Linked DNA regions of Homo sapiens: all the other regions are linked to region 3. Evidence: chromatin loops called from intact Hi-C (ENCODE). Cell type or tissue: Caco-2. All regions are shown on one strand. Each heading gives the region's core, and the rest is flanking DNA. Links, peaks and the distances in the headings are about the cores only.

Region 1 (8,049 bases), core at 1,090-6,089, 150 kb after region 3:
GGTACATGAACACAAAATTACAGCTAGATAGAAGAAATGAGCTCTGGTGTTCCACAGCCCTGTAGAGTAAATATGATTGACTGTAATATCAGTCTATATCCCCTAAATATTCACAATTATTAGGTGTCAACTAAATATAAAAGGGAAAAAGGTACAAAAACAGAAAAAATGAGAGGCAAAAAATCAGACAGAGTTAATCAAATTCACAATAAAAATGAATAGCCGTGGCCAGGTGTGGTGGCTCATGCCTGTAATCCCAGCACTTTGGGAAGCAGAGGCTGGTGGGTCACCTGAGGTCGGGAGTTCAAGACCAGCCTGAACAACATGGAGAAACCCCATCTCTAGTAAAAATACAAAAAATTAGCCGGGCATGGTAGCGCATGCCTGTAATCCCAGCTACTCAGGAGGTGGAGGCAGGAGACTCACTTGAACCCGGGAGGTGGAGGTTGCAGTGAGCCAAGATCATGCCATTGCACTCCAGCCTGGGCAACAAGAGTGAAACTCTGTCTCAAAAAAAAAAAAAAAAAAAAAAAGAATAGCTGTGATGGTAAACTTGACTTGGTCACAGGGTGTCCAGATTAAACATTACTTATGGGTGCATCTGTGAGGGTGTTTACAGATTAGATTAGCATTTGAATCAGTGGACTCAGTAAAGCAGATTGCCCTCCTTATGTGTATGGACATGATTCAATCCACTGAGGGTCTGGATAGAACACAAGGCAGAGGAAGGAGGAATTCACCCATATTTTCTGCCTCATTGTTGAGTTGGGACATTTCATCTCATCCTCTCCTGTCCTTAGACTGGGATTTACACCATTGGCTTCCCTGGTTCTCAGGCCTCTGGACTCATACCAGAATTACACCACCAGCATTCCTGGATCTCTAGCTTGCAAATGACAGACTGTGGGACTTCTTAGCCTCCATAATCATGTGAACCAATTTCTCACCACCAATGTCTCTTTCTGCCTTACTCCCTCCTATTGGTTCTGTTTCTCTTGAGAATCATGACTAATACACTGGGAATAAACATTTCCCCAAGCCCATACCATAGGTGTATATTAGTGTTTTTTTCAATCTTTTCAAATCTTAAATTTAAAAATATTTTATTTATTTATAATTTCCCCCAGTTGGAAACAACTAGCATATCCCTGGACTGGGGAATGGATAAGGAAACTGGTAAATCCGTACCAAGAAATAGGAGTCAGCAATGTCAGAGATGATAAATTCTTCTTCAAAAAGCTTAAGTTCCCTGTTCTTTGTTGCTTAAGACCAACTTCCTTGTACTTCCTTGTCTCCTAGCTACCTGTTCTGTAAACAACCTTCCTGCCTTTGCTGTGCACAGACAAGTCCAGATATGACTTCCCACCTTTGCCGTGCCCAGACAAGTCCAGATATGCCTTCCCACCTAGTAATGGACAGTCCTCCTTCCTTCCCGCCTAATAGACCCTATTCAATTTTAAACCTTAGCCAATAGAGTTAGCTTAGACTGTGAGGTCCAACCCCAGCCAATGGGGAAGGGACACAGAAGTGCTAGGAACTGTATCAGGGATAAAATCCCCTGCCCTACCCCTCTCAGTGTACTCTTGTGATCGTGACTGGCACAAGCTGCACCCTTCTGCAGAAGTAAATTTGCCTTGCTGAGGAATTTTCTGCCTACGCGCTGGTTTTCTCTGTGGCACCGGGCACTTGTTTCTAACAGCAGGAAAAGCAAACAGAGGTATTGGTACACAAAACAACACAGAAGGATCTCAATTGCATTGTGTTAAGAGATACCAGATTCAACAACTACATACTGTGTGATTCCATTTATATAATATCCTAAAAAAGGCAAACATATAGGCCCAAAGAATAGATAGCGGTTGCAAGAGGCTAAGAGTGGTGAGAGAATCTGACTTTAAAAAGGTAGCATGGAGGAATTTTATTGACAGAGATGAAACAATTTTGTGTCTTGCTTGTAGTGGTGGTTACACAAATCTATGCATTGTCAAAACTCATAAAATTATGCATCAAATAAAGAACTTTTCAGTATATAAAGCATAAATTAAAAAATGTAAATTTCAATAAATGTTTCACGTATTTTTACTCAAATATTTGCATTTCTTTCTTTTTTTTTTTTTTTGAGACGCAGTGTCGCTCTGTCACCAGGTTGGAGTGCAGTAGCGCAATCTTGGCTCACTGCAACCTCCCCATCCTGGGTTCAAACGATTCTCCTGCCTCAGCCTCCTGAGTAGCTGAGACTACAGGTGTGCACCACAACGCCCCACCTAATTTTTGTATTTTTAGTACAGAAGGGGTTTCACCATGTTGGGCAGGATAGTCTCGATCTCTTGACCTCATGATCTACCCGCCTCAGCCTCCCAAAATGCTGGGATTACAGGCGTGAGCCACCACGCCTGGCCATATTTGCATTACTTTCAATTCTCATAATGGACTTAAAAAGTTTTGCTGGAATGGAGTTGCTTATTTTTCTCTATTATAAAATGTGACTGATATTAAATTTATAGTTTCTGTCTTTGGCATCACATCCCTTGTTGTTTTTTTTGAGACAAGGTCTCACTTTGTCACCCATGCTGGAGTGCAGTGGTGCCATGATGGCTTACTGCAGCCCGGGGCTCAAGTGATCCTCCAACCTCAGCCTCCTGAGTAGCTGGGATCACAGGTGCCTGCCTACATGCCAGGCTAATTGTTATTTTTAGTTTTTTGTAGAGATGGGGGTCCCACTATAGTGCCCAGGCTGGTCTTGAACTCCAAGGATCAAGTGGTCCTCCTGCCTCCGCCTCCCAAAGTGCTGGGGTTACAGGTGTGGGCCACTGTGCCTGGTCCACTTGTCAATTTTCAAAAATTTTTACTCTTTTAGTGGTTTAAATGTTTAAGTATTGTATACATGTGAGATTTTATCATGTGTGATCTATGTATATCTCTACATTCCAAATTGCTCGGAATGACATGCTCTTTGGAATACTCCATTCTTTCCCTCACTGTTTTGAAATGCTGTATCTACTACACATTAAAGAATACTCTTAAGCTGTCTTATTTCCATGGAGCAGGTGCCAAACTACTTTGAATAGAGCAATATTATATAGATAGATGTAGATAGATACAGATATTCCTTAGGCATTTTTTTCCTGCTTTTTAAAATGTATACTGGCTGTTCATTTGGGTTTTTACTTATTCTAGATAAAGTTGAGAATGCTTTTGTGAAGTACAGAATACACTAAAGATCAAAGAGAAAAAATACATAACAAAAATTTGTTGATATTCTTTTAGGAATTTTGTCTTCCTAAGAAAGGTACAGATAGACTAAAAGTATTTCCATTTAGTCAAGCAATTTTAATGTCACAGAGGAAATCATACGTGACATTTATTTTCTTCTTTCAGATTATGTCTAGTTCCTTACTGAGCTACAATTTCCGTTTATTGCTTTAACCATTTTGATGAAGTAGCTTTCCGGCCGCACCTTCCCCTTTTTTCCCCCGCTCCCAAAGAACCGCTGATAGCATGAAAGTCTTTTAAACTGTATGGACGAGATCTATTTCCTAACATTTAAACGGAAAATGACACGCAGCGGTCCTTTCCTTGAGCGTCTGCGTCTAAACTGCCCACAGACCTCCCCCGCAGTATATCCCTTTGGAGTGCCCCGGGGAAAGCCAGGGCTGCAGGCAGTTCCAGCACCAACTCAGACCGCATCTGCCCACTGCCTAGCGGGGCACTTCTCTACCAATCCGAAGGGCTGCTCGCCCGGCCTCACGGGAAAGGTAGTTTCCAGGTAGGGCGCCAACAGCATCAAGCTGTGCGCGTGGGCTCTGCGCATGCCTCGTCCGCCGGCTACGTCTGCGTTTCCGCCTTTCCTTTTGTTTTTCTCAGGTTTTGCGTGGGAGGCGGTCCCGGGATTTCAAGGGTCTACGCGCTTTTCTATGGCGAATGCAACCCGACGAGGGAGTGGGGTAAGCCCCAGTGGGTTGGGCAGGGAGAGAGAGGGAGCCCCGCGCGACTCCTGGGGCGGGCGGCAGGGGGCCGGTACCAAGTGGTGGGGAGGAGGCCCGGGGACCTCATAGGGGAAGGCGGGGACGGCGGGGCTGCAGCGTGTGGGCCACGACGCTAGGCCGGTTCCTCAAAGGCGCGGCCTCTGTACGGAGCAGGGTACGCAGCGTGTGTCGCCCCATTTGTGGGGGCCGCGGAGGAGGGCATGTGCGCTTGCGCAGTCCGCGCGCTGAGCCTTGCGGGAGGGGCAGTTCTCTTGTCTAGCCTGTGCGCGTGTGCTAGGGCGCCGCGGTACGTGGGCGGGGAAAGGCGGGTGCAGTCGCCCGCCAGACCGGCAGACTCGGTTGCACGTATTGCATTCATCCTCTTTAGGTTCCGAACTGACCTCCAGTCAGGTCCATCACTGCATCTTGGTATTTGCTGTTCCTCTGTCCTGACTTGATCTTGCACTCAGGAAAGATCTTCAAGAATTACCTAATTTTGGCCTGGCGCGGTGGCTCTCGCCTGTAATCCCAGCACTTTGGGAGGCCGAGGCGGGTGGATCACCTGAGGTCAGAAATTCGAGACCAGCCTGACCAACATGGTGAAACCCCGTCTCTACTAAAAATACGAAAAGTAGCCGGGCGTGGTGGCGCATGCCTGTAATCCCAGCTACTGAGGCGGAAAATTGCTTGAACCCGGGAGGCGGAGGTTACAGGTAGCCAAGATCGCACTATTGCACTCCAGACTGGGCAACAAGAGCGAAACTCCGTCTCAAAAAAAAACAAAAACAAAGAATTACCTAATTTTGCCTCATTTGTTAGAAGAAAAAGATTTTTTTTGTTTTTTTGTTTGTTAAGGTCACTGACTTGTTCAGGATCACAGTTAGTAGGGAAGACTAAGTCACATCTCCTGACCCCTAAGCCAGTACTGTCTACTTTTCCACACACATCAAAGCAAGTTTAAAATATCCCTTTGAGAAATAGCAACAAAGTTAGATGAAGAAATTAAAACTGATTTTTTCTTTGAAGCACTGCCGCTTATGGCTTTCTGTGGAGTCACTCACCAGAGGTTAAGTAACATTACTGGGAAAATAGATAGCTTAGTCCTATTTTTTACAATGGTTTTAGTGTTAATGTTCCTTCATTAAATATATTGTTAACTTGTTTGGCCAATATTGTCATTATACTTTTTTTTGTGAACACCGAGGGAGATTGAAATCCTTAGGAAGCAAATATTTACTTTCACCCGGTAAAAAATCTTGTGCCCAAGAGCTACATAATTATGTTGGAGTTATTCTTTCACCATTTCTACCGCCTATTCCGAAGTGTTCTTCCACCATTTCTACCCCCTATTCCAAAGTGTCAGAGGACATTGATACTCTCCCAGAGGAAGCATTTTACCTAGTGGGTGTGTATGGCTTCTTAGGGCGGAAGAATCCAGGAGTTGCCAGGCAGGCCAAATCTTTCATGACCCCATTCCTCTTTTTCTAACTCAGCTGTATCTTCAGAGTTGTCTCCGTCTTTCCAAGAACAGAACAAAATGAACAAGGTAAGTTGTTTATTAATTCCCTACTTTATTTTGCAGTGGACTTTGTGAGATTTGTAAGAGTCGATATGGTGTTTGTTTTTTTTTTTTTTTTTTTTTTGTGAGACGGAGTCTCACTCTGTCACCCAGGCTGGAGTACAATGTCCCCATCTCGGTTCACTGCAACCTCTGCCTCCCGGGTTCAAGCAATTCTCCTGCCTCAGCCCCCCGAGTAGCTGGGACTGCAGGCGCATGCTGCCACGCCTGGCTAATTTTTTGCGTTTTAATAGAGACAGGGTTTCACCGTGTTGCCTAGGCTGGTCGCAAACTCCTGAGCTCAGTCAATCCGCCCGCCTTGGTCTCCCAAAGTGCTGGGATTACAAGCGTGAGGCACCGTGTCTGGCCAAGAGTCAATATGTTAAGATGAGAAGTTAGTAATAGATAAAAATTGAACTTCCCAGAAAATATAAAGTAACAGATCAATAGCAGGGCCAAGTTAGAGTCAATAAGTTGAGCTTCGTATGTTTCTTACGTTTCCAACAACCATGGCAGAAAGGAAGACACTGGATACAGACAGACTGACTCCTCTGAAGGCACAAAGACTTCCTGGCAGATACCTTTTTTGGTCATAACATAGGGACCCATAGTGAATAAGCTTCCAGTGATAACCCTGAAATGAGTGCAGCCTATTGAGTCAAACTGCTTTTTTAATTTTTATTTCACACAGGTTCCAGTTTTCTTTTGGATGTAGTGTTTGATCAGTAAATTAAAATGTATTTTAATTTTAATTTTTTTATTTTTTTGAGACGGAATCTTGCTCTCTTGCCATTCTGGAGTACAGTGGCGCGATCTTGGCTCACTGAAACTTCTGCCTCCCGGGTTCAAGCGATTCTCTTGCCTCAGCCTCCCGAGTAGCTGGGACTACAGGCATGCGCCACCACACCTGGCTAATTTTTGTATTTTTAGTAGAGACGGGGTTTTACCGTGTTGGCCAGGATGGTCTTGATATCTTGACCTCGTGATCTGCTCTCCTCAGCCTCCCAAAGTGCTGGGATTACAGGCGTGAGCCACTGCACCCAGCCGGTAAATTAAAATGTATTTTATTATTATTATTTTTTTTGATACAGAGTCTTGCTCTGTCACCAGGCTGTAGCACAGTGGTGTGATCTTGGCTCACTGCAACCTCCGACTCCCTGGTTCAAGTGATTCTCCTGCCTCGACTCCTTGGTTAAAGTGATTCTCCTGCCTCAACCTCCCGAGTAGCTGGGATTATAGGCACGCACCACCATACCCAGCTAATTTTTGTATTTTTAGTAGAGACGGGGTTTCACCATGTTGGCCAGGCTGGTCTCAGTCTCCTGACCTCGTGATCCCCCACCTTGGCCTCCCAAAGTGCTAGGATTGTGTATTTTAATTTTTAATGAATCTTATTTCTACATGTGTAGCAGATAGATACACAACCCCCTAAATTTTAAATATAGAACTTAATGAATTATTACAAATCCGTGGCACAAATAATGAATACACAGGTCAAAACAAACATTGCCAGCACTCCTGAAGCTGCCGTCTTGTCCCCCTCACAATCCTGACACCTCCCTGCTCATTCATTCATTTACATATAAGCCACAGTATCTGGCTTCAGTGGCAGAGTTGAATAGTTGTGACAGGAACATTTTGGCCTGCAAAGCCCCAAATTTAATGATGTCTGATTTTTTTTTTTTTTTTTTTTTTTTTTTTGGAGAGAGTCTCACTGTCACCCAGGCTAGGGTGCAGTGTGCGATCTTGGCTCACTGCAGCCTCTGCCTTCAGGGCCCAAGGGATTCTCCTGGCTAAGTCTCCCAAGTAGCTGAAATTACAGGCACGCGCCATCACACCTGGCTAATTTTGTATTTTAGTAGAGACAGGGTTTTACTTGGCCAGGCTGGTCTCAAACTCCTGGCCTCAAGTGATCCGCCTGCCTTGGCCTCCCAAAGCACTGGGATTACAGGTGTGAGCCACCGTGCCTGGCCAAATATTTAATGTCTGATTTTTTACAGAAGAAGTTTACCAATCCCTAGATTAGTTTATTACGTTTATTTGTTGCTGGTGTGTACTAGTCTAGATGACTTTTCCTACTTCAAGGTTATGAAGATACTCTTGTTACCTTTTAAAATATTTCTTGTTTTGGCATTCACATTTACATCTCTTTCATTGGAATGAGTGTCTACTTCTGTATGAGGTAGATGTCAGATTCCTTTTTTCATGTGGTTAATGTAGAATTATTTTTGAAAACACCATCCTTTCCCCACTGTTTTACATTGTGATATTTGTCATCAATTATGTGTACATATATGTCTGTGTGTTTTTTGGGCTATGTTCTGTTGGTTGGTTGTGCCAGTACCACACTTGGTGAAACATCTTAGCGTCTAGTAGCTGGTTTAACACATTTTTTCTTCAGCAAGATCCTGGCTCTTCCTAGTTCCTTGCATTTCCATACAAATATTGTTAGTATTAATAAAATAACTTGCTGAGACTTTCTTTGGGGTTGAATTGAACCTATATATAAATTTGGGAAGAATTACT
Region 2 (8,049 bases), core at 1,228-6,227, 510 kb after region 3:
GTTTAAGAGTTAGAGGGTTGCTGCAATTCCTTATTGAGAGGACAGAGCTGGAAGGAATTATTGATCAGAGGTTTTACTTAAAGTCCACGATGACTCCACAGATTCTGTTTGAAGCCACTACCAAAGAAAGAATTCTCAAATGTTTACTGTAGCTAAAGAAAAACTGTTGAGAAAGAAATGCTGTAACTCTAATGTGCTATAAATTCTTCTGAGCTTGCTGTGGCTAATTTATTAATTTAAAAAGTATTTTTTGTCTTTCTTAGGCCTCCTTGAATCTAGTCACTCTAGAGATAGAATACACAATCTTGTCCTGATGTTTTTACTTGCAACTCACAATCTTGTTTGGTGGTTTAGTTGCAGGTTTCAGAGATTAGACCGTATATATCTAAATGCTGGGATCATGCCTAATCCACAACTAAATATCAAAGCACTTCTCTTTGGCCTCTTTTCAAGGTAATTTTCATTTTATGGATGAACTGATTGGAAGGAATGTGTTCATTTTTCTGCCTAGTTTTGATGGCGTGTTAAGTTGGGGGGATGAAAGGTAAGGGGTTGTTGAAAAGGTTGAAGACAGAAAAAGGAGATGTTGCAACCATTATCATGAAAGAAAAGCAATCCTCTTTTGTGGGGAGTGCTGAAAGTCCCATTTTTTATGGTATTCTAAGTCTCCAGGACATTCTAAATGGTTTAGAAGGTCATTTTTTGGTCTGCCTGGATATGCCTATTAGCAAGAACATTTTGAAATTAGGCAGAGTTCTCAGAGAGACTCCAATTTCCAGGAAAGTTACTTTGAACTATTTCCCAGATGTATGTCAGGTGCTCTGACAAGTAGGTTGGGGAAATGCAGACAACTAATGTTTCCTGGGAGATTCTTGTTACTCATTAGTGTAGTGGCTTTCCAAAATGTTGAAACACAACCAGGAGAATTCTTATTTATAGGAATAAATCTTACTTTGTGACCCAATACACTTATTCATAAATAGGCATTCTTACTATGTGCTGCTTACTATACCAATGCTTTTGCTTTACTTCTTTTCCATTAAAAGACAGACAGACAGACAGACACACACACACACACACACACACACACACACACACACACACACACACTCTCTCTGTCTCTCCCCACATTGATCTTGACCTACTAAATTGACCTCCCAGCAGAACACTATATTAATATGTTTGAAGAATTCCCAGTTAAACAAACAATCTGTTTAACTCTTTTTTTGACAGTTAAACATACTTCATGCACAGGAAAACTTTTTTCCCTTTGGCATAGCTTATTATTCCTTTAGAACAGTTTACCTGTAACCTGATTGGGAAAGAGGTGAAGAGAATTTTAGCAGCAGGTTTTTGAGAGACTCAAGTTCCTATTGGTAGCGTGAGCTATAAGTATGTAAGTATTTCTGTGAATTAGTGGGGGGAAGGAGGGTCTTTGGCATTTCATTTAATACAATAACCCAGTCTGAGAAATAGGTATTTTTATTCCTGTCATTACAGAATCAAGGGAGGTGTAGTTTATGAGTCGGGGGGATGGGTTGGAAAGTGTTTTCAGTATTTCCAGTTAAAGAAGCTTTAAAAAGTCATGCAATTATCTTCTGCTGTTTCAGAAAAGTGATTCATATGTTCTCCACAGCTGAAGGCCTGCTGACCCAGGGTGATAAGATCACTGCTGATGGACTTCAGGAGGTGTTTGAGACCGATGTCTTTGGCCATTTTATCCTGGTAAAGAAGCTGTGGGCTTAATAAGCTAATATTTGGTGTGATAGTTCCTGTAAAGCTCTGGGCACAGGGCATTATTATAGTTGAGCAGCCAGTTAACTGATTTAATCTCATGTTTGAGTTTTCTTGATTGCATTTGCCTTGTTTATTGTGAGCATGGAATACTTCTGGAAGCTTTCCTAGTAGATTTTTCTTTAATAAATGTACTAATAGTTTTTGATTTACAGAATTACTGCAAAGATAGTACAGAGACTTTCTGTATGCCCTACACCCAGTTTCCCCTATTATTAACATTTCGCATTGGTATGATGCATTTGTCGAAATAGATGAATCAATTCTGCTACATTATTATTAACTAAAGTACACACTTTATTCAGGTTCTGTTTTTGCCTAATGTCTTTTTTCAGTTCTAGGATCCCATTCAAGATACTACATTACATTTAGCAGTCATGTCTCCTTAGGCTCTTCTTGGTTGTGACAGCTTCTCAGACTTTCCTTGTTTTTGATGACCTTGACAGTTTTGAGGAGTACTGCTTAGGTGTTTTGTAGACTCTCTCAATCGGGATTTGTCTGATGTTTTTCTCATGGTGAGACTGAAGAATGTGGTTTTTGGGAGGAAGGCCACAGAGGTAAAGTGACATTCTCATGACATCACATCAAGGGTGTATTCTTTCAGTATGACTTCTCAGTGTTGATATTAACCTTGATCACCTGGCTTGAGGTCATGTCTGTCAGGTTTCTCCATTGTTAAGTTACTTTTTCTTTCTCCCTTTTCATACTCTACTTTTTGAAAGAAAGTTGGGCCGGGCACGGTGGCTCCTGCCTGTAATCCTAGCACTTTGGGAGGCCAAGGCAGGCGGATTACCTGAGGTTGGGAGTTTGAGATCAGCCTGACCAACATGGAGAAACCCCATCTCTATCAAAAAACAAAATTAGCCGGGTGTGGTGACGCATGCCTGTAATCCCAGCTGCTTGGGAGGCTGAGGCAGAAGAATCGCTTGAACCCGGGAGGCAGAGGTTGCGGTGAGCTGAGGTCATGCCATTGCACTCCAGCCTGGGCAACAAGAGTGAAACTCCATCTCAAAAAAAAAAAAAGAGAAAAAGAAAGAAAGTTACTATGTGCAGCCAATGCATACTGGCTAGTGCTCTACCTTCTTAAGAGAGTGGGTTATCTACAGAAATTATTTGGATTTTTTCCACAAGGGAGATTGTCAGTTCTCCTTTATTTATGTCTTTATTCAATCATTTATTGTATCCATATGGACTCATGTTTATGTATTTGCTGCTTTGAAATTATAAATACTATTTTATTTTCCTGCTCAAATTTTTTCAGTTTTGGCCACTGGGAACACTTTCAGTTGGCTCCTGTATCTCTTTGGCACACCCCCATTGTTATGGTTTTCTCTTTTTGTTTTAGCTTTCATTTTGAGCAGTTTCTTACTATCTGGCACTACAAGATGCGTCAGACTCATCTTGTGTTTTCCTTGTTCAGTCCTAGAATCAGCTACTTTTCTAAAGACATATGTTTTCTTTTATCAGAGAATGGTTATTAGAAACCAAGATCTGGGTGCTTATTGCTACTGAGATATCAGTGTCTTCTAAACCCTCTCTGCTGATAGACTAAGAGATATATATGTACATACTAACTCATGTATGTATACATATCTATAAATATTTTTCTGTGTAACTAATTCATGTCTCTTTTAGATAACTAGTTAATACTGATGTCTCTGACCCTAATCTCTTACCATACAGTACAGTGGTTTCAAAATTTTTATCTGTATTCTGTCAGTATATTTTAATACTTTTTTTTTTCTTTCACCCAGATTCGGGAACTGGAGCCTCTCCTCTGTCACAGTGACAATCCATCTCAGCTCATCTGGACATCATCTCGCAATGCAAGGAAATCTAATTTCAGCCTCGAGGACTTCCAGCACAGCAAAGGCAAGGAACCCTACAGCTCTTCCAAATATGCCACTGACCTTTTGAGTGTGGCTTTGAACAGGAACTTTCAACCAGCAGGTAAGGCCTGTCTCAGTGACGGAAATGGCAGAGGAGGGTTCTCTTAATTACCTGCTGTTGATTTCCTAATAAGGTAGCTGGCTTTCCACTAACTCTTGTAGTTTAGATTGATATTTGGTGTATATGAAAGTGTTAGGGCAGAGATAATTGGCTCCTGACATTATAGTTATAGGTAGTTCATTCATCATTCTGTGGTTCTTCAGGAATTCTAACTTATGTTAACAGAGTGACACTACTAAAAGTGATAATAGCTACTGTTTTGGTACTTGCTGTGTTTCAGGTGCTGTATTCGTCTGTGTATGTCATTAAATACCTGCCTCATTACATGGAGGTGGGTCTAAGTATTACCATTTTCAGATGAGGACACTAAATCTCGGAGAACTTAAGTCATTTACCTGATGGTCACACAACTTGTAAATGGTAGAGCTCAGAATTGAGCCCGAGGCTGACTTTATAGCTTGGACTTTTCCCACTGTACCATGCTGCCTCCTAGTGTTTGTCATAGCAGACGTTTATAGGACAGTCAAGTAGTTATAAAACCTTCTAGATAGTGGTGGTTTTAGCTAAGACTCCAGAGCTCTGTCTCTATGAGGATCTCAGTTTATGGGATGTTTTTCAGGGGATGGCGACCCTTGTTGGTCATACTGAGTCCTTGTTGCCACTATGGTTTGCAGCTTACTGCTTCTTTGTATGTCTCTGTTGCCCAGGTCTAAATTCTGACCTGAAAATCTCCAGTCTTCCCCTTGGACATTTTCTTTTGTTTGCTTTGATTAACAGCGTTGTATGAGTATGGGGCTATGGAGAAGTTTAATTTCACTAACATTTACAAAAGACCTATCATGTTTAGGGCACTGGGCCAGGTTTAGGGTTGAGGAGGAAAGTGAAATAAGAAGATGATCAAGAATTATGTTTTACTTCAACGGAGCTTCTTGGATCATGAATTAGACATAGAAATATAACTCTTACGTGATGGTCTAGACCTGGCTTATTCTGGAATTGCTACCTTTATCAGGTGTTATTCTGTGTTCTGGCTCTTAGAATGATGCCCCCCTTTTTTTTTTTGAGACAGAGTCTCATTCTGTTGCCCAGGCTGGAGTGCAGTGGCACAATCTTGGCTCGCTGCAACCTCTATCTTCTTAATTCAAGTGATTCTTGTGCCTCAGCTTCTCGAGTAGCTGGGATTACAGGGATGTGCCACCACACCCAATTTTTGTGTTTTTAGTAGAGACAGGGTTTTACTATGTTGGCCAAGCTGGTCTCGAACTCCTGACCTCAGGTATCTGCCTGCCTCAGCCTCCCAAAATGCTGGGATTACAGTGCTTGCACCCAGCCTGAATCATGCCTCTTATAAAGTTGAAGCTAAGAGCATACTTTCTAGAACTGAATTTGAATCCTGACTCTTTGTAACCCTAGGCATATTATTTAATCTCCCTATGCCTCAGTTTCCTCATCTGAAAAATAGGGATAGTAATAGTGCCTGCCTCACAGATTTATTGGGAAGATTGACTGAGGGGGATCTGTATGAAGCACTCACAGCAGTGTTTTGTATTCAGAATGTGAGTTTGTATGTACATGTGTCTGTACAAATATGTACATGTGGATATACATGAGTGTGGGTATGTATTTGTGTGCCTACCCATGTGTAGCGGGTTCATATGTACATGTACAGGTTTTGTGGGTGTGTGCACATGTGTTTGTGAATGTATTTTTTGGGTGTGTGCATGTGTGTAGGTGTCAGTGCATGTGGTCTGCACATGCATGTACATGTTCTTGTATTGGCTGTTAATATTGCAGGTTGGACTCAGCATGTTGGCCCAATTGTGCACCTCCTTCTGAAGTTTCTTGAGATGTTTAAAAACTTGTCACAACTGCTTCCTGATACTCTGAGAACTCCCTTTTAGAGGGATTAGCTTTTCCTTTCATAAAAAGGTCTGGGATTCTATTTAAGTCTCAATTATCAAGTAAGCTTTGGGATTTTATCTTTTACGAAGGAGGGAGATTTAGCTATTGCTTGTAAAATCTGTTGAGATTGGTTCTCAGCCAATGACTTTTTCTTCTTGGCCTTTATGAGGAAAGAAGCAGCTGAGAAAGAATAACATTACAGGATTCCTTTTGAAGCCCTGTGTTACTGGAAATGTTGTCAGGTTCTATATAGACTGCCTGATAGACTTTAATTATCCATGCATGCTCCCCCACTCAAGCTGTATAGAAATATTCAGGATCATCACAATTAATCCCTATAATTAAACAAATGGAAGGATACAGTCTTGGTTAAGATTGTCTTCTTCTTTCTTTTTTGTTTATCTCTCAACATCAGAGAATTATATACGTTGGAAACGCTGGATTTTAGTTTGAAGATTTCTTTGTTTAGGACAGAATAGTCCCCAAGTGATCCTAGGAAGCGCCTAGAATAAGAACTTTTCCTTAGCTGTTTTAGCGGCAGAGTACATTATTTGCTTAGGAAAAACTTTTGGACTATCATGAGGATAAGTCTTAGCTCTTGACTTTTTTCTAGAGGATTGTTGGTAAATCAAGGGGATTCTCAGGGATGGTTGATCCATGTCAGGCAGTGCCAAGCCTCTGCAGTACCAAATAAAGGATGAAAAGCCTCCAGGTTCTGTTGCTTAGGGTGCTGTCTGTCCGTTGAACTGTCTGTTAAACTGGCACTTCCTATTTTTTTATTTAAAAGAAAAAATGAGTTTAAAAATGATAAAAATGAGTTAAAATAGTCAATATCAAAATAAAGTAAAATGTATAGTATAAATTAAACTAAATAAAATAGTAAAACAAATCCCAATAAGAGGCATGATCCCAGGGCTCCAGGACTTAACTATAGATCACATAGGACCCTTTGGATTAACCTAAGCTCTGTGTTAATTGGGGCTCTCTTTGTAGGGTGGAACTTTCTAAAATGAGTTCTAGGCTAAGGACCTGATTTAGAGATCTTCAGTTGGAGAAAGTTTTGTGATAGCACATACAGCCTAATGCCGGGAGCACCCACCTCAAGCTAGAGGTATGGGTCTTATGTACTTGCAGGGAAACAGACACATACTTTAGGTTTAGCTGTCTATTTATTAGGCCAGAAACTTCTCGAAGGCAAGGACTGTACTCCGTACATCTTTTAATCTTAAATGCTCATTATGATTAAAAAGCTGATCTTCAGTTAAGCCAATAATAGGGAAAACTCAGATAACCAGGCCCTGCTTTTCTCCCCCAGCTTTAAGATTGGTTATTTTTTATACTGCAAGGTTCATGAGAATAGAGACTTTGTCCCACTAATTTTTGCATCCTGGGTGCCTCTCACAGTGGGTTCTCTTAATACATGATTCTTCAACATAAACGTTTTACCCAACTTCAGAGACAACTCAGAACATAAATTCTTTATTACCTGACTTCTGGCTCATGTACATACCTCTTTTATTAACTAGCATGTAGCTGGACTGAGTCAATATACACTGAGTTAAAGTCTCATTGCTACACCTCTCTGTTCCTAGGGTCTCTATTCCAATGTGGCCTGTCCAGGTACAGCATTGACCAATTTGACATATGGAATTCTGCCTCCGTTTATATGGACACTGTTGATGCCGGCAATATTGCTAGCAAGTGATGAATACTTCTTTTCTTAACTCATAAAAATCTCTTTTTGGGACCTAGAAGATATGTTTAAAGGTTGGGAAATGATTTAAGGAATTGAACCTGAATGCCATTTAACTTGAGGTTTTTGAACTTAATGTGAAACCTCTGCTTAATATTTCTAAGTGTTACTGCCACACCACCATTTGAGTGTCCACTTCTCTTTAAAGGAATGTTTCATTGCTCATGCACCACAGATCCCAAGAGTTCTGTAATCATATAATTTTAGAAAACCCATGTTGAACATTGTTAAACTGGACTTCTCTAAGTTTTCAAACTGATCCTGTGCATCAAAAGTTCCCAAGAAGGGGATAATTGTGTACTATGTAACTATACAACCATATTTTTGTTTTGTGATTTGAACGTCTTGCAGGACCATTGTTTCTGTGGCACATCTTGAAAAATGCTACTTTTAGGAATGATTCTCTCTTTAGGGCTCAGGAAGAAGTGTCTCTTCCTTAGGGCAGGCATAAAGTAAAGATCAGAAGTAAATAGGCCTTCATGTTAAAAGTAGTTGATTTGGAATAATGGAGATTAAATGATGTTTCTTTTTTGACTTCTTTATTTTTTGTTACTTAAAAAGTGTTCTATAATCAGAAAGGCAGGGTTTTTAAAAATATTTAAATGAATAATTCTTTCATGACTCTATTCTAAACCACCAAAAAATAACTG
Region 3 (8,049 bases), core at 1,149-6,148:
ACTGCAAGCTCTTCCTCCCAGGTTCACTCCATTCTCCTGCCTCAGCCTCCCGAGTAGCTGGGACTACAGGCGCCTGCCACCATGCCCGGCTAATTTTTTTGTACTTTTAGTAGAGACGGGGTTTCTCCATGTTGGTCAGGCTGGTCGCGAACTCCCGACCTCAGGTAATCCACCCACCTCGGCCTCCCAAAGTGCTGGGATTACAGGCAGGAGCCACGGTGCCCGGCCACCGGAATGGTATTTTTAAAGTGCTAAAAAGAAAAGAAAAAAAAAGCTCTCACTCCAGAATTCTGTCTTTAGTGAAAATATCCTTCAAAATGAAGAAACACAGACATCTTTAAACAAAAAAAAATGACGAATCTGTCACCAAAAGATCTGCACAAGAAACAATAAAACTTCTTTGGGGTAAAGGCAAATAACTGTAGATGAAGCATGATATTGCAAAAGGGAAGAAAAAGCACAGTAAAGGGCAATTATTTCAGTAAATACGAAAGCCTACCCACTCTCTAAAGTCGTAATACTAAAGATACCTTGTGGGGTTCAGAACACAAGGAGAAGAAAGCATCAAAACAACAGCACACATCGGGGGGTGGAGTAAATGGAATGATACTGTAGTAATTTAATTAAGTTTCTACATACAAGTAAACTCCAAATGGATTAAAGATTTAAACATAAAATGCATAAAAGTATTAGAATACATGGGCAGATTCTTTATAATCAAGTGGGAAGGACTTTCTAACTATGTCTCCAAATGCTATCAGTCCAAAACCATAAGGAAAAGATTAATAAACTGGACAACAAAAATAACCAAATATTTCTGCATAGGGAAAAACACCATGAACAATTATCAAAAGACAAATGATATACCAAAAAATAATGGCTTGCAACTCATATAATACACAAGGGTAAAAGACACTGGGGGGGAAAAAAGACCAGACAACCCAAAAGAAAAATAGGCAAAAGATACTAACAGTTAAGTTCATAGAAAAATAAATATAAGACACCCTTAGACACACGAAAACGTATTCAACCTCACTCAGTGAAGAAAATCGCAGATGCAAACTATATGAAATACCACTTTTTACCTATCGGTTGCCCCAAATCCAAAAGTTGAACCACATATTCTATGGGAGGAGCTGTGAAGAAATAAGCATTCCCATGCATTGCCAATGGGAAAACAAAATAATACTATCTCTAGGACAGGCATTCCCACTAAGCTGATCAAGTTCTGGGAATTCATCTAATATATAAACATATACACACAAAATTATAAATGTACAAGGTTATTCATTACCACATGGTTTGTCATAGCAAACAGCTGGAAGTAGTTTAATGAACTATGGACTTGAATTACTAGGCAATTGTGACAAAGAGAGAAAATGCTATTCATGTTCTGTCAGAGAAACATCTGTATGCTGTTAAGTGAAAAAGGAATAATGGAAAATAGTGTGTAAGTCAACCATCAGAATCAGCTTAAGCTGGAGGTTTATCAGAACTTCAGAATAAAGGACCCCATCCACAGCTACTAAATCAGAACCTGCATGTTAAAAAGATGCCAGGAATGCACAATCACATATAAGTTTGATAAGCCCTAGAGATAACAGATTCCTTTTTAAGTAAACTGAGGAAGCAAATAAGAATATACATACATATTTTCTTTAAACTGGATAAAGAAACACTGGCAAAGTAAACCAAAAACTAGAAAAAAAATAGACATCTTTGGTAGGTTGACCATACATTCCAGTAAGTCTGGGACTGTCCCAATATATGCCAGTTGTCTCAGCATAATTATTTATAGAACCTCTTTCACTCTCAGTGAAAATGTCTCGGTTTTAATGATTAAATGTCACCCTACCTGGAGAAACTGCATGAACAGAGGAAGGGAGTGTGAATATATATGTACATCTTTTGTTATCACTTATACTTTTAAAAAAGTAAAAGTAATGTATTATTACATTAATGTATTATTAATTCAAAAGCACTTTATTAAGGAAAAAAAATGAAACCAGTCAGGAAAAACAGACCGAGAAGAACCTAAGTAGGCTAAGGATGGAAATGCACGCATAAGCAATGCCTGGAGCAAAAAGAAAAGATGCCTTCATGAGGACTAGGGAGGGAATCAAAGTTAGGAAAGGACAGCTCAGAGGGTGGCATTACAGACACCAACAGAGGAGACTCTCCAAACAAAGACCATGGTTAACAATATATGCAGCAGACCAGGCAAGTAATGCAAAGGCAAAAACATGCACTAGCCTTGACTATGATTTGGTGGCCTTTGCCAGAACTGATTCAGGTGAGTTTAGGTGAGGGAATAAGGTTGCATTCATCAGATTGAAACATAAATGAGAAACACAGAAACAAGTCGGAACTGTCAGTGATTCAACCTAGAAATAAGAACGAGCTGACACAAACAGTTAGGGAAAACTGTTTTGAGGACATGCAGTCCCTCCATTCCTCCACATCGTCAAGGTTTTATTCCTGGATCAAACAGGACCATCAAACCTCAGCGTTTGTTCTCCTGAAAAGCATATGCACTGAGTTCTGCTCTGTAACTGTGTTCTTTGTTTCTACAAAGAAATACTTATAGACAATTTACTGCATTTATTTCAGAATTGTTACTAGAACAATTAGAGATAATATTACAATAACTTGGATAATTCTGCAAAATTAAAAATCCTGCATCTAATTTGCCAACTGCACTATTTTGGATTTGCTACTTCAGTTTTATTTCCCTTAATGTCAATTTTTGCCTATTTCTATTTTTCCATTTTCAAAACATAAACCCTTATAAACTTCAGAAATCCATTTTTAAACAAACTGGGAATAAAGAAACAAGAATCTCACCTGGGATTTGTTCATTTTCCGCTCTTAGTGGAGGAAGGAGAGCTGAAGGATTAGAAAGGAAGAATGTCAGGAGAGCCTTCGCCGGCCTTGCAGTTCGGAGATTCACCTGCCTATACAGGTCCACACACAAGATACTTACGTGTCCATGTGTGGCTCCGATATATGCTGAGCTCAGACATGACACTTTTCACTGAGTGAATGTAAATATTTCTTATTGATTTATTACCAATTTAGGTTCTGTGACACAGAAAAATTAAAAACATGAAAAGATGAGTTTAACAAGTTAACAGTAATCTGAAGGAAAAAACACTATGGGTTTGTCAAAATTCCTTGTAGGGAAAAAAAAAAACTGAGGCCATATTGTTTATCTGTTTACCTGTTAACACCATTAATGCCCTGAGGTTAGATAATGCAAAAGACCTCTAAAAAAAGGGATAGGATGTTAAATGCAAGTTTAAAAATGTTTGTTCTAACTTGCTAACAATTCCTCAAAAGGATCTTTTAATGAGAAACTGTGATATAGAGTAACAAAATGGGCAGCAGTGGCTCGGGAAACTGCAGACTTGACTTCTAATCTCAGTTCTGCCTCTAAGGAATGACAAGATCTGAACTACTCACCTCCTCAAACTCAATTTTGTTTTTCCATCTTTCAAATAAGGTCAAAACAGATAACCCAAGTATGACCTGACTGCACTACCATCCGGCGGGGATATCAGGCCAAGAGAGGAGGAAGCTCAGCAGCTCATCTGGATGTGCCCGGTGTTCGCGGAGGGGTGATAACAGCATTTCTTTCGCTGTGGCCGTGAGCCTTTCACCCGTCCCTGCCCTCAGACTCTCCAGAGGTGACGTTCCTGTTAGCCTGCGCGCCCACCCCTCAGCTCCAGCTCACCTCTCTCTTCTTAAATTTGTCCCAGACCTTGCACCAGCACACAGACTCCGACGGCTTCAGGATACTGTGCCATGATTACACATAATACATAAGCGAACGCGAAACGTGTAAATAATTACTTGGGATAGGAGGGCGGTCAGAGCCAGCAGGGGCCCTGGTGGTCAGCTAGGCCAGCCCCTTCGCTCCTGCACTCCACGGGCAGAGAGGCCCTTGGGGCCGGTGCAGGAGCCGTCTCCCTCGGGCTCTCCCAGGGAACGCACACCCAATAAATACAGCACCTAAACAATGAAAGTGCTCAAAACAACCCCAGGCGGCAAGTATTCCTAATATCCGTAATTTACAGAGAGGAAAACCGAGTCTCCCGTGGATAATTGTGTCTAATTCATTTGTCGCGGACCTGGCGCAGTCGCTCTCCCCCGCAGCCCCGCCTCCTCCCCGCGGGCTCAGGGCACAAAAAGCGCACACGCACACATCAAACGCCATGCGCACGCGCACAACAAACGTCACACGCTACGCACGCGCGTGCTGTCCCCTCCCCGCAGCCAGTTCCCTCCCCTTCGGGCCAGTGCGCATTGCCTACCCCGTGCTACAGGACTTCGCTGAGCGCCAGGCGCAGGGACTGGACGCATACGGACCCCCGGGAGCCCCGGAACTCGCGTTCCCACGCCAGACCTCATCCCCTTCTGACAGAGACGCCCTCGTCCCACCGTCGCCGCAGGCGCCAGGGGTCCCTCCCCACCGCCGAGGTCTAGCCGCCGCCCGCCCGCCTTCAGGGCAGCGCGGGGACCCCCTGGCCCTCGCCCAGTGCTCCGGGGCTCACCCGCCGCTCCTCGCCGCCTCCGGAGGCGAGGGATTGTTTCCCACAAGGGACTGGAGTCCAGGGAAGGACTCGCCTGGAGCGGGAGGCGGGGATGCACATGCGCAGAGGGAGAGGCCGAGCGCCCGAGTTAGGCTGGTGGATGCGATGCGGGGCTTGGAAGCGGCGCTAGACGGTGCCTGTCAGCTCTGGCCGCAACCCTCAGTTGTAAAATGAGGCTGATAGTGCCTACCTAGCAGGGGTTTTATGAGAATTGGAGGCGCTTACGTTGTAAAAGCATTTAAACCGGTGTCTGACACATAAATTGTTCAGTATATTTCTCACAATTATATATCATGCTGGTCATCATAAGGCTCTCCTGCAAAACAGCCTTGTATAGTGGGTTGAGAGATTACTGTCTCAGTTACCCACTCCTGCTTGGAACCAGGATTCTGTCAGTGTCCCCAGAGGTTGTGGATCAAATCAATGTGCCTGTTAGACACAAGCCAAGAGAAGGAAAGGTGTGCTTGAATTCATTCACGATCATGCATGGTAACGTTTAACTGAAAGACTGGAAGAGAAAACTAAAATCTGTGACCAGTATGGTTATTCTCTGGAATAAGGAAAAACAGAAGCTAGCAATTCAAGACCCAAACATAAAATTGTTTATATGTTTAAAAAAAAAAAAGCCGTTTGAGTAACAAATTTGAAGAAGAAAGCACGCACTCATTTCCCAAAACCAACCATACTTTACCCAGAACTACACTACACGTACATTCTTTTACGTGCACATCTGGCATTTTCAGCACACTATGAGCATGTGCGTGTGTTACAACTTTTCATTTAAAAAATCAACTCCTGGGTCATTGTCCACTTTTTTAAACTTTTCATTTGCTCATAATTTCAGATTTACAGAAGAGTTGCAAAATAGTTCCTATATGCCTTTCACCCAGATTCCACTAGTGTTAGTATTTTACATGACCATGGTATATTTATCAAAACTAAGAAAATAACATAGGTACAAGTACTATTAACTGAACTGCAGAGTTTATTCAGACTTAAGCAGTTCTTCCACTAATGCCCTTTTTCTGTTCCAGCAACCAATCAAGGATATTGTCACCGGGGGTCCTTGCTCCCAGAGCTCCCAAGATGGTGGTGGGCTGCTTCCGAGATGGGGGCAAGCCTCATGTTCTCTGACCTGGGGTTCTTGGCCTCATGGATTACAAGGAATGGAATTTTGGGCTATGTGGTGAGTGTTATAGCTCAATTAGAAGCCGTGGGTCACGGAAGAGAACTGTGGAACCCAGTGACTAGTGTTCAGCTCGATTAGGACCAACCTGGGACTTAGCTGTGCAGGAACAATGGCAAGCCTTTAGCCCAACTTGGGAGCAGCAATGGGCACCTCGCTGGATCAGGAGCACAGCGGACACCCTGCCAGATCCGGAGGGATGGAAGTCAGCGGCGGGTCTGCGAAGGCCGCAAACAGCAGCGGTGGACAGCGAGCGAAAGCTCAGCTCAAGCCGTAACAAACACGGACCAGAAGAGAGTGCAGTTGCAAGATTTAATAGAATGAAAACACAGCTCCCATGCAAAGGGAGGGGACCCAAAGTGGGTAGCTGTTGCCGGCTCCAATGCCTGGGTTTCTATCCCGATCATTGTCCCTCCCGCTGTGCTCTTAGGCAATAGATGATTGGCTATTTCTTTACCTACTGTTTTTGCCTAATTAGCATTTTAGTTAGTTCTCTTTACTACCTGATTGGTCGGATGTGAGCTAAGTGCAAGCCCCTTGTTTAAATGTGGATGCAGTCAACTTCTCAGCTAAGCTTAGGGATTCTTAGTCGGCCTAGGAAATCCAGCTAGTCCTGTCTCTCAGTATCACAGTACATTTACTTGTCATGTCTTAGCCTTGGCCAGTTTGTAATAGTTTCTTGCTCCTACCTTGTCTTTCATGACCTTGCTATGAAGATGAAAGCACGCTCTCTTGACTTCAGTCCTCCCACCTTGGCTTCCCAAAGTGCTTGGGATTACAGGCATGAGCAACCACACCCAGCCTATAGTTTAACTTTAAAACAAGAACGATAATGATCCCTTCCTGAAACTAACCCCCTCCTTGTTTGGGGACAAAAACCGTTTTTGTAAAACTAGTGGAAGTCCACAAGTTTAGAATTTTGGTAGGAACCTGAATTCTGTAAGATGCAGGCATAAACTCTAACCAGTTTTTGCTTTTATAATCTGCCTTTTTGTAACTGCTTACTACTCCAGAGTCACATAGCCAGTGGTCACAAGATTTATAACATCTCCAATTGTCACTATAGATAATGTCACTATTGTAAAACCTAAAACTAGTGTTTGAGTTATTTTTCAGACTTTACATTCTGATGGACCAACTGGTGCCACTGGGACCAGTAACCCATAGCAAAAAATGGACTCAGTTGATCCTGTGACCCCCTTCAAGAACCGATTCAACACAAGAAGACAGTTTCAACAGCCCTATGATTTCATCCCTGACCCAGCCAATCACCATTCCCCATTCTCTAGCCTCCTGATGGGCAGGAGGCTAGAGAGGTTCAAAGTTTTTCATCCTTGAAAGACTGTAGCCTCCAAATTCTCAGGAAGGCAGATTTGAGAATTATCTCTTATACTTGCTTGGCCACCCTGCAATTATTAAACTCTTTTTCTGCTGCAATCCTGTCGTTCTCAGTTTATTGGCTTTTTTCTAGGCAGCAGCCAAGAAGAACCCACATGGTAACATTCTCCTGATTAGACTGAGGTTGTGAGTTTTTAGGAAGCACCCCACAAACAGGTTGTGGCTTTCTCATAGTGTGATATCAGATGGCATGATATCAACATGACTTTTTACTGGTTAATTGACCATGATTACATGTATTAAATTAACTGAAATTTGTCCTGAGGCTGCCTCCCTACCTTTAGGGCCGATGTAAGGACTGCAACCTACCTTGGTATGTAAACAAACAAAGCATAGCTTGTTAAACTTTTATAGCTGGCTGAGTCAGCCAGTTACAGAAGCTGAGCTAAAGCCAGTTACAGGCTGCCAACTAATCAGACCATTTCCAAATAAGGCCAAAGTTGAGCTGTAACCAGTCAAGCTGTTTCTGTAGAGCACTTCTGTTTTCTGTCTGTAAATACTCCCTGCCCACTTTATAGAATTCTCTGAACCTCTTCTAGTTCTGAGTATTGTCTGATTCAAGAATCTTTCTTTGCTGAAATGAACTCGGCTAAACTTAATTTTCTAAAATTTGTCTTTTAACACTTGGTTAAGGTGGTGTCTGATAGGTTTCTCCCTATTTTTCCCTTTCCAGTCTATATACAGAAGTGGGTCTACATGTCCAGCCCACACTCAAGGGGAAAGGAAATAAGCTCCATTTTAAATTTGTGGTTATATTTTTAAATTACCACACTGATTAGTAAATTCAGGGAGAGATTCTTTGAGACTATGCAAATACCCTATTTCTACTTTTCTACTGATTTTAGTTATCATTGGTGGATCTTGGCTGCAACC
Region 4 (8,049 bases), core at 1,638-6,637, 67 kb before region 3:
ATGACTACCTCTACTTCAATTCATGTACAGAGTTCAATAGAGATCTTTCTCTCTCAGCCAAGAATGAACACTCCATGGAGTATTCCCTGTGACAGAGTATCAGAGGAAACTCCTGGGCCTGGTTCTCTCACATTGCTGTCTTCCATGGCCACTAAAATTCCACTCAGGAATGTCCCTGAAAGATGGTGATGATGGGGAAATCCTCCCAATGAACAGGACTTCAAATCACACACTTGTTTATTATTATTTGTGGCAAGAAAAGTGAGCTAAGGTAATACCCAGATTCTTGAAGATTGGTAAATAGATTGATTGGTTGGAACAGGATTGGAAGACTGGAGCCAAGGAGGTCTTGTAAAGAAGAAGGGGGTTGGATATCTGGTAGTGCACACAAATTGTGCAGATCTTTGAGTCTTTTGTTAATGTCCATCAAAGAGCAGCTACCACAGAAGCAGCAGTGGACAGAGTCATTTATCCAGTGGCTGTCAGCCTAGGTCCCATGAGTGTTCACACAAGCCCAAGAATGGAGTAGCCATGACAGCAGGAAATGGGCACTATACCTGGGCCTGACAACATGGGTTTTATCTCACTAAGGCTGATCAAGCTCCTGCTAAATATCTGACTTTTCACAAGTAGAGATCAATGCAGAGCACTCAATATATTACCATTTTTTGCAGAGATCAATCAGATTCTTTTGGCAGGATGATTTCACGGGAATCCTTCTACTCTGGAAAAACAGTGAATTGTTCTATTTGGAATTCAAATATATTCTGATTATAGGTTGTTTTTATGCCCACAGTGCCTCTGTGTTTCATGTCATTCCCAAATTATGTGGGAGAGGGTTAACATCCAGGCTGACAGCAGGGAAGTAATGTGGAATAACTTGTAGAGTAGGCAACCAACAACATCAGCTCCAATAGCCTACTATTTAGTTCCAAGACAACCCAGTAAAAATTAGAAAAACAAGAAAAAAGTGCTATATGCATTATATGACTATATAATGCAAATAATTAAAAATGTAGACATAATCTTGAGGTTGCATAGTTTTAATGTAATGTATGTTTATACATGAATCATTCCATTGAAAAAATAAGAGCATGAAAGATCAGTTTAGTTTTTTAAACAGTACTACTTTTTGTTTTATGGATTTCAAAGTATAATATAGTTTACAGCTGCTTTCTTTCTCAAAATTCATTTTGTAGGGTTAATAATTGTATTCTACCTTTGTGTATTTTATGAAAATTTTTATTTACATGAACTGAATAAAGAGGCATTCCATGTTTATGGATTAAATAAGGCTGAATATTGTGATAATGCACAAAAGTTTTAATTTTGTTGATGTCCAAATTATTCATTTTTTTTCCTTTGGTAGCTCATGTTTTAGGTGTCATGTCTAAGAAACCAAAACAATCTTGAAAGAGAACAAATTTGTAAAACTTATACTACTTGATTTTAAAGTATACTATAGGCCAGGCACTTTGGCTCATGCCTTTAATCCCAGCACTTTGGGAGGCTGAGCCAGGCAGATCACAAGGTCAGGAGATCCAGACCTTCCTGACTAACATGGTGAAACCTTGTCTCTACTAAAAATACAAAAAATTAGCCGGGCATGGTGGTACACGCCTGTAGTCCCAGCTATTCAGAAGGCTGAGGCAGGAGAATCGCCTGAACCTGGGAGGCAGAGGTTGCAGTGAGCTGAGATCACACCACTGCACTCCAGCCTGGGTGACAGAGCAAGACTCTATCTCAAAACAAAAAAAATAATAATAATAAGTAAAATACATAAATAAATAAATAAAGTATACTATAAAGTTACCAAAATCAAGACAGTGTGGCACTGGCATAAGTACGAACACATAGATAATGGAAATTAATTGAGTCCAGGAATAAACTTTTACTGCCCAGGATGCTATGTGTCACTGGTCAACTGATCTTTTTTCCTGTTTTGCTTTTGTATGTATGTTTTTCGGTTTTTGGTTTATTTATTTATTTATTTATTTTTGGTCAACTGATTTTTGACAAAAGTGCCAAGATACTTCAAGAGGAAATTAAATTTGGCATTAAAACAAATTGTATGTCCACAAATCATGTTGGGACAATTGTATATCCCCATGCCAAAAAAAAAAAATAGTAACTTAGACCTTTACCTCACACAATATATGAAAATTAAAGCAGAATGAATCAAAGACTCAGATATAAGAGCTAAAAGTATAAAATTTATAGAAGAAAATATAGAAGAAAAATCTTTGTGACCACTGGTTAGACAAAGAGTTCTTAGACAACAAAGCACAATTCATATAAAAAAAGTAAACTAGATTTCATTAAAAGTGACAGCTATTGTGATTCAAAAGATAACATTGAGACAATGAAAAGATAAGCCATATATTAGTAGAAAATATTTGCAAGTAATATTTCTGATAAGTCTCATAATTTGAATATATAAAGACTTACAACTTGGCCAGGCATGGTGGCTCAAGTCTGTAATCCCAGCACTTTGGGAGGCTGAGGCGGGCAGATCACCTGAGGTCAGGAGTTCAAGACCAGCCTGGCCAACATGGTAAAACCCCATCTCTACTAATAAAAAATTAGCCAGGTGTAGTGGTGGGTGCCTATAGTCCCAGCTACTCAGGAGGCTGAGGCAGGAGAATCGCTTGAACCCAGGAGGTGGAGGTTGCAGTGAGCCAAGATCGTGCCGCTGCACCCTATCCTGGGCAACAGTGAGACTCCATCTTAAAAAAAAAAAAAAAAAAAGAAAACATGCAAAAGACTTGAATGAGACATTTATCAAAGAAAATATACAAATGCAAGGGCCAGACACGGTGGCTCACACCTGTAATCCCAGCACTTTGGGAGGCTGAGGCAGGTGGATCACCTGAGGTCAGGAGTTCAAGACTAACCTGGTCAACATGGTGAAACCCCATCTCTACCAAGAATACAAAAATTACCCAGGCTTGGTGGCATGTGCCTGTAATCCTAGCTACTCAGGAGACTGAGGCAGGAGAATCACTTAAGCCTGGGAGGTGGAGGTTGCAGTGAGCCATGAAGCCACCACTGCACTCCAGCCTGGGTGATGGAACGAGACTCTGTCTCAAAAAATAAAGAAAATACACAAATGCAAACAAAGCAAACATCATTAGTCACTAGAGAAGTACAAATTAAACATACAATAAGATACCACTACATAATTACTAGAATAGTTATTATAAAAACAGACAATAACAAATGATGTTGAGGATATGGAGAAACTGGAACCCCTACAATATGGATGAAACTAAAACAATCATTTTGTTAAATAAAAGGAGTTAGACATACAAGACTAAATATTTATATGAATGTCTAGAAAGACTTTTTTTTTTTTTGAGACAGGGTCTCACTTTGTCTCCCAGGCTGGAGTGCAGTGGCACAACGTTGGCTCACTGCAACCTCTGCTTCCTGGGTTCAAGCGATTCTCCCACCTCAGCCTCCTAAGCAGCTGGGACTACAGGCACATGCCTCCATCCCCGGCTAAAGTTTACATTTTTGTTAGAGATGGGGTTTCATCATGTTGGCCAGGCTGAAAGACAATTTTATAGACACAGGGCAGATCAGTGATTGGCTGGGAGTTAGAGTGGGGACTGACAGCATATTGGCGTGAAGGAATGTTTTTGGGTGATATAAATGTAAAATTGGATTGTGGCGATGTTTGCACAACTCTTAAAATTTAATATATATCACTGAATTGTACACAGTGGATGAATGTTAAGTTACATAAATTATATCTCAAAAAAAAAAACTGCTAAAAAGCCAATGGAGACTGCTTTGAGCAAAAATGCCCTCTACAGAGTAATTTTTCAGACTCCATAAACTTATTGTTAGGTGGAGAGGGCAAACATTTCAGGAAGAGCTCAAAAGGTGTCTGCTGAATATCAGTATCAACTAAAATGGTGTTTTATGGTAATCTAGAAAGATAAGCCATTTTCAGAAGTGTCTTTTTTGATAACCCCTTCTCAGTGCTTTCAAGGGACAGGGCAATGAAGATCTTTTTCTCTCAGGCAAGGTAAAACATAATTATAGAACAACAGATAATTTATTAGCTTACTCATCCAAAAATGTACCCAAGTACACACAGCTGATGGCATTCAGCCTCTCTCTGGTACCTTTATTGTAAAAAAGTTTCTTCTCAGAAAATATGAACTCTATAACATCAGCTGTGTTGACTGAGAAGCCTAGAGGAACAGGATACTAGCCTGTATTCATCTCTTTACAGGTGACTAACACAGATAGGGGAAGGAGTTATATATTTCTCAATAAACAAATATTTGCTCTGGACTAGAACAAGGGAAAAATTCCTCCAGCTTAGTTTACTAAGAACACCTGAAGTTTTAGGACACTACTTCCACTCTAGTAGGAAGTGGATGAATGAACCACAAGCTTTATCTTTTCTTTCAATTGTACTTAAAACCTGCCTGGGGCCGGGCGCCATGGCTCATGCCTGTAATCCCAACACTTTGGGAGGCTGAGGTGGGCGGATCACAAGGTCAGGAGATCAAGACCATCCTGGCTAACACAGTGAAACCCCGTCTCTACTGAAAATACAAAAAAAAAAAAAAAATGAGACAGGCGCGGTGGCAGGTGCCTGCAGTCCCAACTACTCGGCAGGCTGAGGCAGGAGAATGGCGTGAACCCGGGAGGCGGAGCTTGCAGTGAGCCGAGATCGCGCCACTGCACTCCAGCCTGGGTGACAGAGCAAGACTCTGTGTCAAAAAAAAAAAAAAAAAAAAGTAACTAGGGCTGGGAATGGTGGCTCATGCCTGTAATCCAGCATTTTGGGAGGCTGAGGCTGGAAAATCGCTTGAGCCTGGGAGTTCAAGACCAGCCTGTGCAACATAGGGAGACGCTGTCTCTACAAAATAAAAAGTTAGGCCGGGCACAGTGGCTCACGCCTGTAATCAAGCACTTTAGGAGGCTGAGACGGGCAGATCACGAGGTCAAGAGATCGAGACCATCCTGGCCAACATGGTGAAACCCCGTTTCTACTAAAAATACCAAAATTAGCTGGGCGTAGTGGCGCACGCCTGTAGTCTCAGCTACTCGGGAGGCTGAGGCAGGAGAATCTCTTGAACCTGGGAGGCAGTGGTTGCAGTGAGCCGAGATGGCATCACTGCACTCCAGCCTGGCGACAGAGCGAGGCTCCGTCTCTAAATAAATAAATAAATAAATAAATAATTTTTTAAAAAAATAAAAATAAAAAATAAAAAAAGTTAGCCAAGTGTGAGTGTGCACTCCTGTAGCTCCAGCTACATGGGAGGCTGAGATAGGAACATTGCTTGAGGCCAGAAGGTCAAGGCTGCAGTGAGCCATGATTGAACAACTGCAGTCTGGCCTGGGCAAGAGACTGAGACCCCATTATCTTAAAAAAAAAAAAAAAAGTGTACTAGAAGTGTAGTTTAGCTCTGACATGACAACAGTCAAGTTCCCACCTTGGGGCTGAAAAATGGTCTATGTTTTTGTTTCTCTTATACTTTGTTATTTCTTTTTTTTTTTTTTTTTTTTTTTTTTTTTGAGACAGAGTCTCACTCTGTCTCCCAGGCTGTAGTGCAGTGGTGCGATCTGAACCTGCTTCCCGGGTTCACGCCATTCTCCTGCCTCAGCCTCCCAAGTAGCTGAGACTGCAGGCACCCGCCACCACGACCGGCTAATTTTTTTGTATTTTTAGTAGAGACGGGGTTTCACCATGTTAGCCAGGATGGTTTCAATCTCCTGACCTCGTGATCCACCTACCTCGGCCTCCCAAAGTGCTGGGATTACAGGTGTGAGCCACCGTGCCCGGCCTTTGTTATTTATTTCCACAATATGTTAATGGTCATTTATTATGCTAGATGTGAATACACTGATACAAAAATGTGAGTAAAGCCTTGGCAGTTTTAGCACACTATTACTTTCAGGTATATTCGTTTTCAGGTATACTCTTTTGTATGGGACTTTTTCTGTTTTTCATATACCAATTGAAGAGGTGGAGATTAGCTTCTGGCTTATCTGATGAACTTGAAATAGCCACCCCACAACAGGGAAGTGGGAGACAGATGGATTTCAGTGGGATGTCATTATGAAAAGCATATAACCTTCTCCAAATAATTAAAAGCAGCAACAAAAGACAAAAAGAAGAAAGCCATTTGAATAAAAATTAACCTTATAAATGCAATAAACATTTTAATTCCTTTAACAACAAAAGGTTGGGAGCATGTTGAAAGAACCCAGAAGCCAACCTGAAAGAGCTCTCTCAAGCAGTCTCTAAGCAGCAGTGACTACTGCAGCTATTGGCTGGTAAGAACAAAGCAAGCACAAATGGACTGAAACAGTTTATGCCTTACATAGACCACATACGCAAGATCACCATAGTGTCAGCTGCCTTTATCTCCTCTCCCACAGGATGATACCAAGAATAAAAGGGCCATAGGATGGGCAGCATGAGTAGCTGGGATACTCTCTTGCAGAAGAGCTAATTCTAGACCACAGTTAAGTGGTTTTATAGCTTGCAGATCTACCCATGGAGGAGGGTGACAAGGTACAAAGTCTCATGCCTGGGACCAGAGAGGCAGATGAGAAACTGCCTCCCACAAGATAGGGAGGTGAATGAGATGTAATTTCATGATAGCTCCTCACTACCTGCCAAGACACAGGTCAGCCTGCAGTTGAGCCTGTCCTATGTGGCCATGTATGGAGACATGTAAGACTGCCAGGGTGCCATCATGGAACTGTTTCCCTATAAACTTCCAGTGGCCAAAGCTGAAACAAACTGAGCAACAAAAGGAGTAATGTCAAGAATAAAATAAATATCCATGAGGCCACATTGACATAAATGGCTGAATAAACAGATAAACAAATGAGAAAGAACAAACCTTCCTTTTGGAAGACTAGAAATAATATATGTATTTATCCCCACTCCAAGGGGTGAAGCTTAACTCTTCATGCCTAGAGTATGAGCTGGACTTAGCAACTCACTTCCAAAAAACAAGAGTATGGAAAGGAAAACACTGTAACTTTACAGGTGAGAAACCAGACAGACACCACCTTAATCAAGTGATCAAAGTTAGCACCATCAGCCAACAGTCATGTTGGTATCATGCACACCATCATATGATGCAATTAGGGTACCTAATCTCTGTGGTATTATTCCCCAAATTCCATAACCCCAGTATGATTGTAAGAAAACATTAGGCAGTCACAGATTGAAAGACATTCTACAAAACATTTGACCAGTATTCTTCGTAAGTGCCAGGGTCTTGAAAAAGACAGAAAAACTGATATAACAACTAAACACAATGTGGCATCCTAGACTGGATGCCAGTCTACAGAAAAACACCATTAACAGAAACTGGTGAAATCCAAACAAAATTTTTCATTAATAGTGTTGTACCCATGTTAATTTCTTATTTTGACGTATATGCCAAGGTTGTATATAATGATAACATCATGGGAACTGGGTGAAAGGTGTACGAGAAATCTATTATCATTGAAACTTTCTCTGAATTTAAAAATATTGGCCGGGCGCGGTGGCTCACACCTGTAATCCCAGCACTTTGGGAGGCTGCGGCAGGCGGATCACAAGGTCAGGAGATCAAGACCGGTTTGGCCAACATGGTGAAACCCCATCTCTACTAAAAATACAAAAAAAATTACCCAGGCATGGTGGCACATGCCTGTAGTCCCAGCTACTCGGGAGGCTGAGGCAGCAGAATTGCTTGAACCTGGGAAGCGGAGGTTGCAGTGAGCCGAGATCACGCCACTGCACTCCAGCCTGGGTGACAGAGAGAGACTCTGTCTAAAAAAAAATTATTCAAAAATAAAACTTTTATTTCAATAAAGCAGATGGAAACATAAACAAACACAAATAACAATAAACACAGATTCTTTATTAAAGATGTGGTTCGATACCAATGGCCAATACCATCTAATTAGGCCAAAAAAATGTTGAAGAAAGGGTATCAAATATAACATTTTACATTTGTCAGATAAAATAAATAAAAGTGTTGAAAGATATTAAGGCAAAGTGGTGTGGAGAATTCAGTGGGT

The links. Hi-C counts contacts between places; a loop is a spot of excess contacts. Peaks named below come from ENCODE experiments on the same cell type or tissue, not always from the same donor. Only the 100,000 strongest peaks of a DNase experiment are listed, where the experiment ranks them.
Region 1: it touches region 3 in a loop (12-fold over the local background); 37 of 110 quality-filtered maps call a loop at or near these places.
Region 2: it touches region 3 in a loop (8-fold over the local background); 6 of 110 quality-filtered maps call a loop at or near these places.
Region 4: a loop joins it to region 3, with 4 times the contacts of the local background. A loop is called at or near these places in 2 of 110 quality-filtered maps.

The regions. Positions count from the first base shown.
Region 1 is chr10:38,006,840-38,014,888 of GRCh38, forward strand. It overlaps ZNF33A (zinc finger protein 33A), which reads left to right and starts at 3,836. Exons shown (of 5, transcript NM_006954.2): 1 at 3,836-3,944; 2 at 5,459-5,511. The coding sequence starts at 5,503. RefSeq lists an enhancer at 4,359-4,538. In Caco-2, for the core only: no CTCF peak of the experiment used is centred there; DNase peaks (open chromatin) are centred at 3,752 and 4,192; H3K4me3 peaks cover 2,250 bases.
Region 2 is chr10:38,361,886-38,369,934 of GRCh38, forward strand. It overlaps the pseudogene HSD17B7P2. Among named protein-coding and RNA genes, the nearest start is that of LINC00999, 62 kb to the right of the region's middle. In Caco-2, for the core only: a CTCF peak has its summit at 4,221 (motif pointing left); a DNase peak (open chromatin) is centred at 4,216.
Region 3 is chr10:37,853,452-37,861,500 of GRCh38, forward strand. It overlaps ZNF248 (zinc finger protein 248), which reads right to left and starts at 4,159. Exons shown (of 6, transcript NM_021045.3): 1 at 3,734-4,159; 2 at 2,984-3,081; 3 at 2,845-2,886. The coding sequence starts at 2,859. It overlaps ZNF248-AS1 (ZNF248 antisense RNA 1), which reads left to right and starts at 4,298. Exons shown (of 2, transcript NR_186559.1): 1 at 4,298-5,050; 2 at 5,627-7,215. RefSeq lists an enhancer at 3,652-3,711 and silencers at 4,029-4,405, 4,102-4,651. In Caco-2, for the core only: no CTCF peak of the experiment used is centred there; DNase peaks (open chromatin) are centred at 3,670, 4,270 and 4,640; H3K4me3 peaks cover 2,308 bases.
Region 4 is chr10:37,785,534-37,793,582 of GRCh38, forward strand. It overlaps a transcript of ZNF248 not described here. Among named protein-coding and RNA genes, the nearest start is that of ZNF248, 68 kb to the right of the region's middle. In Caco-2, for the core only: no CTCF peak of the experiment used is centred there; a DNase peak (open chromatin) is centred at 4,528.